Linked DNA regions of Homo sapiens: region 1 is linked to region 2. A link is a contact called in ENCODE Hi-C or POLR2A ChIA-PET data. All regions are on one chromosome and are shown on one strand. The core of a region is the stretch at or near the end of the contact, and the rest is flanking DNA. Distances in the headings are between cores, read along the strand shown.

Evidence for each region. A loop is a pair of places that touch in the nucleus more often than their neighbours do. ChIA-PET counts read pairs that join two places held with the same protein, here RNA polymerase II (POLR2A). Pooled maps may share reads with other maps.
Region 1: a loop to region 2 is called in a pooled map of heart left ventricle, with 2.5 times the contacts of the local background. The contact joins the enhancer-like site here to the promoter of DYNC2I1 in region 2. A Hi-C loop is called at or near these places in 2 of 50 pooled maps. POLR2A ChIA-PET finds 5 or more read pairs at or near these places in 5 of 52 experiments (HEK293, K562, PC-3 and 2 more).

Annotation. Positions count from the first base shown.
Region 1 is chr7:159,029,357-159,032,056 of GRCh38, reverse strand. It overlaps VIPR2 (vasoactive intestinal peptide receptor 2), which reads left to right. Exons shown (of 13, transcript NM_003382.5): 11 at 1-119; 12 at 188-229; 13 at 1,268-2,700. The coding sequence ends at 1,441. Among named protein-coding and RNA genes, the nearest start is that of LINC00689, 22 kb to the right of the region's middle. RefSeq lists an enhancer at 190-842. Within about 2 kb of position 1,421, at least 22 of the 41 ENCODE cell types and tissues checked have a DNase peak (open chromatin) inside an H3K27ac peak, as active enhancers do.
Region 2 is chr7:158,855,210-158,857,909 of GRCh38, reverse strand. DYNC2I1 (dynein 2 intermediate chain 1) reads right to left here and starts at 1,352. Exons shown (of 25, transcript NM_018051.5): 1 at 1,160-1,352. The coding sequence starts at 1,174. LOC124901796 (a long non-coding RNA gene) reads left to right here and starts at 1,388. Exons shown (of 2, transcript XR_007060627.1): 1 at 1,388-1,529; 2 at 2,514-2,700. RefSeq lists an enhancer at 1-476 and a silencer at 827-1,296.

The DNA of each region.
Region 1 (2,700 bases), core at 172-2,671, 170 kb before region 2:
AGTCCACGCTCCTGCTTATCCCGCTGTTCGGCGTCCACTACATGGTGTTTGCCGTGTTTCCCATCAGCATCTCCTCCAAATACCAGATACTGTTTGAGCTGTGCCTCGGGTCGTTCCAGGTAGGTGTGCGGAGGCGGCCGCCCTCCCCCGAGCGCGGGTCCTGCCTGACCATCTCTTCTCATTGCAGGGCCTGGTGGTGGCCGTCCTCTACTGTTTCCTGAACAGTGAGGTAAGTTCATGGCCGCCTTGGAACCAAGCACAGGTACTCACTTGCTTCCTGAGATGCTGCCCAGCCTGGTGCCGCAGCCCCCACACATGCCTGTCTTCCGCGGGCTCGAGTTACTGCCCGGGACCCCACAGTTCTGTGTCCCCATCAGAGAACCCACAACGACACAGGCAAACCCACTCTTCTGGGCCCAGCTTCCAAACCCCGCCGTCCTTCCGTCCACCCTAAGTAGCATCGACTGCCGTCCGTCTCGGAGCCCTCTCGGGAAAGCTCCCGGCCGGGTCTAGACAGAATCTGTTTTTCCCCATGGTCGGCGTCTCGCTCCTGACCATAGCTTGTGAGTCCCAGAAAGCCGGGCCTGGGTTGGGGGGTGGGGCTGCACAGCGTCCTGTGAGTCCCTGGGGAGGAAGCCCGGAGCCGAGCTCTGCCCTGCGTTCATTCCCAGCCAGGGAGGCTGTCTCCGGGCTGCTCCAACGGCCTGGCCCCGTCCCCTGACCCCTGACCCTCCCGCCCCACGCTGCGGTTGCTGGCGCTTTCTTTGCTTGACATGCAGCTTTCACCAGCACGGCTTCTGCAAAGCTGAGCCCGAGTAGTGCCACTTGTCCTCCTCCCTCCTCTGCCGTCCGGGCACCCCTCACTCATCCCCACCCCCTCCCAGGGCTAACATTCCCTGCCCGCTGGGAACAGGGAAGGAGACGGAGGCCCAGCACCGTCACAACCCCGGCTGCTAAGGAAAATCTTTTCAGAGAAATATTAACTATCTGAGACTGTGGGACTGCGCTTACCGCGGCAGTGGCGATCCCCGAACCACCCACGCACAGTCTTAGAGTCTGGCAGCGTCCCCCGCCCTCCTGTGGCCGTCCAGTTCCCGCTCCCTCCAGCCTCTGCCCCCAAGGCCGTTTCTGTTTCTGTCCATCTGCTGGCAACACAGATACGGGAGCAGGCGGGAGGGAGAGCTGGAGGCTCGCGGGCCGCGCTTCCCATAGCAGCCGCCCGCACCTGCCCAGGCTCACGGGCGTTCCCGCTGCCCTCACCTCCCAGGTGCAGTGCGAGCTGAAGCGAAAATGGCGAAGCCGGTGCCCGACCCCGTCCGCGAGCCGGGATTACAGGGTCTGCGGTTCCTCCTTCTCCCGCAACGGCTCGGAGGGCGCCCTGCAGTTCCACCGCGGCTCCCGCGCCCAGTCCTTCCTGCAAACGGAGACCTCGGTCATCTAGCCCCACCCCTGCCTGTCGGACGCGGCGGGAGGCCCACGGTTCGGGGCTTCTGCGGGGCTGAGACGCCGGCTTCCTCCTTCCAGATGCCCGAGCACCGTGTCGGGCAGGTCAGCGCGGTCCTGACTCCGTCAAGCTGGTTGTCCACTAAACCCCATACCTGGAATTGGAGTCGTGTTGTCATTGACTCGATTTAAACTCCAGCATTTAGATAATCTTGTGCAAAATGTGTTTCAGCCGTATAGTGGATCCACTTTTTTTTTTTTTTTTTTTTTTGAGACGGAGTCTCGCTCTGTCGCCCAGGCTGGACTGCAGTGGCCTGATCTCTGCTCCCTGCAAGCTCCGCCTCCCGGGTTCACGCCATTCTCCTGCCTCAGCCTCCCATAGCTGGGACTACAGGCGCCCGCCAACACGCCTGGCTAATTTTTTGTATTTTTAGTAGAGACAGGGTTTCACCATGTTAGCCAGGATGGTCTCGATCTCCTGACCTCGTGATGGGCCCGCCTCGGCCTCCCAAAGTGCTGGGATTAAGGCGTGAGCCACTGCGCCCGGCCCAAGAGAATAGGGGAGCCAAGGAGGAAATGTGGAAACGCAGTTGTGTGGCCCAGCACGAGCCTGGGCGACCACCGGGTGACATCCGTCCCACATCAGGGCGGCCTCCCAGGTCCCATAAGGGTAGCCCCCTCATCTGCAGGACAGAGGGAAGCCAGTCAGGGCCCCCCTGACGTTAGGACCAGGAGAAATCAACAGGAGGGCAGCCCGTCCTCTCTCTTGGGGCGCCCACCCGGCCCGGCTGAGCCCTGCCCCACCCAACTCCACAGGGCTGTTTTGCCTCCCCACGGAAGGCGGGCTGAGGAGACAACCAGATCAGGAGAGCAAGGTCATGAAGGAGGGGACCTCTCCACACAGGTGTTCCGTGGGACCCTCAGCAGCTCTGGCTCTGCCTCAGGAGGTCACCTGCCGCCCTGTGGGAGCCGCAGAGCCTGACGCTCAGCCCCAGGCCAGCTGCGGCCAGGCCTGCGGGCCCCTGGTGATGGGGTTACGTGGGGTGCGGGATACAGCTGAGTGGGAACCGGAAACCTATTCTCTTTTTAACAAAAATAATCTTAGGATAAGAATTATTTTAACAACATATAAAACTGTTTCAAGCCCTCCTCCCCAGAGCTGGCGCTCAGCAGCCCTAGCGGCTGCTCCTTCAGGCGAAGGGTGGTTTGCAGATGTGGGGAGGGTGTCTGGGGACGTTGCTGAGCCAGCTGCAGAAG
Region 2 (2,700 bases), core at 103-2,602:
CTGAGGCAGGAGAATCGCTGGAACCCAGGAGTTGGAGGTTGCGGTGAGTAGAGATCGTGCCACTGTACTCCAGCCTGGGCGACAAGGGGAATTATCTTTAAAAAAAAAAAAAAAAAAAGGCCGGGTGCAGTGGCTCACGAAGTCAGGAGATCAAGACCATCCTGGCCAACACGGTGAAACCTCATCTCTACTAAAAATACAAAAATCAGCTGGGCTTGGTGGCGGACATCTGTAATCCCACCTACTCGGGAGACTGAGGCAGGAGAATCTCTTGAACCCTGGAGTCGGAGGTTGCAGTAAGCCAAGTTCGTGCCATTGCATTCCAGCCTGGTGACAGAGTGAGACTCCATCTCAAAAAAAAAAAAAAAACAAAAACCTAAGGTTTATATAACATAAAATACAAATTAAGGAGTATTATTCAACACATAAAGGTAAGTGATGGGGAAAAAATAATAGGAGTGAAGGTAGAAGAAAATGTATGCAAATTAAATTCCTCATCTTTCAGTGGGGAATCAATAGATAAGAATAATACAGTAATATCTAACATTTATTGAGTGTTAATGAAAGCAGGCACTGGTCTATGCACTTTTACACATAATATCTCACTTAACCTTCTTAAACACCCTATAATGTTGCTATTATTATTGTGCCCATTGAATGAATTAGGAAACAAGACATGTTAAGTGAGTTTGCCAAGGTCATACAAGTAAATACAAAATCCTGAATTCAAACTCAAGCACCCAGGCTGCACTCTCTCAACCTCTTAAACTGTGACAAGTCATATTTAAACTTAAGTCAGCTAAAATTTAATAAACTTTTAAATATGTCTCCTCAGCCACCCCGGCCCCGCAGCAGGGGCCGAGGCCGCCTCCAGGCCGGGCGCGAGGAGACGGGCCGCGGCGGCGACCCCAGGCCTGAGGCTGCACAGACCGCCTCTCCCGACCGCCGGGAGCCCGGCGTCCTGCCATCCCTCGCGCCGACGGCCAGCCGCGCCTCCGTTTCCCTTCCTGCCTCGGAGGCACCGCGGCTCCTCCGGGAAGCCCCGGCCCGGCCGAGAGAACCGCTGCGCAAAGGGAGGGCGGCGGCGGCGCTGCTAGCGGCGCCCGAAGGAGTCCGCGAAGCTCGACCACCCCTCGCCCAGACCCAGCGCCGCACCGACCTTCCCGGGCTCCATCGCTTCCCGCAGGCCCGGGCGGCCGCGGTGTCCTCGGCCCCGGCCAGGCGCGGTCCACCCCGAAGAGGCCACCTGTGCCCCGCACCCTTCGGGAGGCGCGTCCCAGCGCCTAGCAACCGACAAGCAGGAGCAGCAGAGGGCCCAGAAGCACTGCCCAGCGTGCCCTGCGGCCTCTCCCAGTGCGCCTGCGCATCCCCGGCATTTTTAGCACCTGGCAGGCAGGAGCAGGGGAAGGCCGAGTGGTCGCTGCTCGGCGTGCCCGCGGCCCCTCCCAATGCGCCTGCGCTTCCCCGGCTCCTAGCAACCGCCAGGCAGGAGCAGCAGAGGACCGAGCGGTCGTTGGTCTCCCCAAGGGGTAGGTGCAGTACCCTGACTTGGGGTGCAGGGGCTCTTGACTCGCCCCAACCCGCCCCGGGTTCCCACGGGACCGGACTGACAGTCGGGGAAGATAGAAAGGGAGAGCAGATATTGAAAAGAGCTTTACGTTTGAGGCCGAGCGCGGTGGCTCACCCCTGTAATCCCAGCACTTTGGGAGGCGGAGGCGGGTGGATCATGAGGTCAGGAGATCGAGACCATCCTGGCTAACACGGTGAAACCCCGTCTCTACTAAAAATACAAAAAAAAAAAATAGCTGGGCGCAGTAGCAGGCGCCTGTAGTCCCAGCTACTCGGGAGGCTGAGGCAGAAGGATGGCGTGAACCTGGGAGACGGAGCTTGCAGTGAGCGGAGATCACGCCACTGCACTCCAACCTGGGCGACAGAGCGAGACTCTGTCTCAAAAAAAAAAAAAAAAAAAAGAAAAGAGCTTTACATTTGAATAAGGCTTTGCACTTAACAAATTATATTCCCATATGTCGTCTTTTGATAAAAACAAGCAGTAAGGTAGGCAGGAATCAACGTTGAGAGACTGTTTTTATACAACACGTAAGGGAAAATCAAAAACTCTCAGGACCTCCGAACTCCTTCAGCCAAAGGGAAAGTTAGGGCTGAAAGCCTGAAACCGCCTTTTCAAAATTATGACTGAGGCAGTAAAAGAGGTGTAACTTAACCCACAGCATCTTGCTTCTGACCTCCAAGCTGTGCTTGTTCCTTCCTGGCAGTAGGCTGAACTAACTTTGGGAGAAACTTAGTTTATATTTTATAATTTAAACACAGACGGTAACAGCCCTTTCCCAAAGCAGGCCTTCTTGCCTGGGGACTTGATTGCCTTTGTAGGACTGATGTTAGCCACAAGATTAGAAATTACGTTTTAGGAGTAGTTTCTAATATGCAGCTGGAGGCTACAATATTCTGACCCTCCCTAAACTGCTCCTAAGATCAGTGCTTGAGATATTTTGCAGAACCTGCACTTGATGGATCAGCTGGCACCACCCAGATCAATAAACTGGCTCATCAGATCTTGTGGCCCCTCACCCAGGAACTGATAAGGGCAAGAAGACCGCTTTGACTCCCTATGATTTCATCTCTGACCAATCAGCACTCCTGGCTCACTGGCTTCCCCCCACCCAAGTTATCCTTGAAAACTCT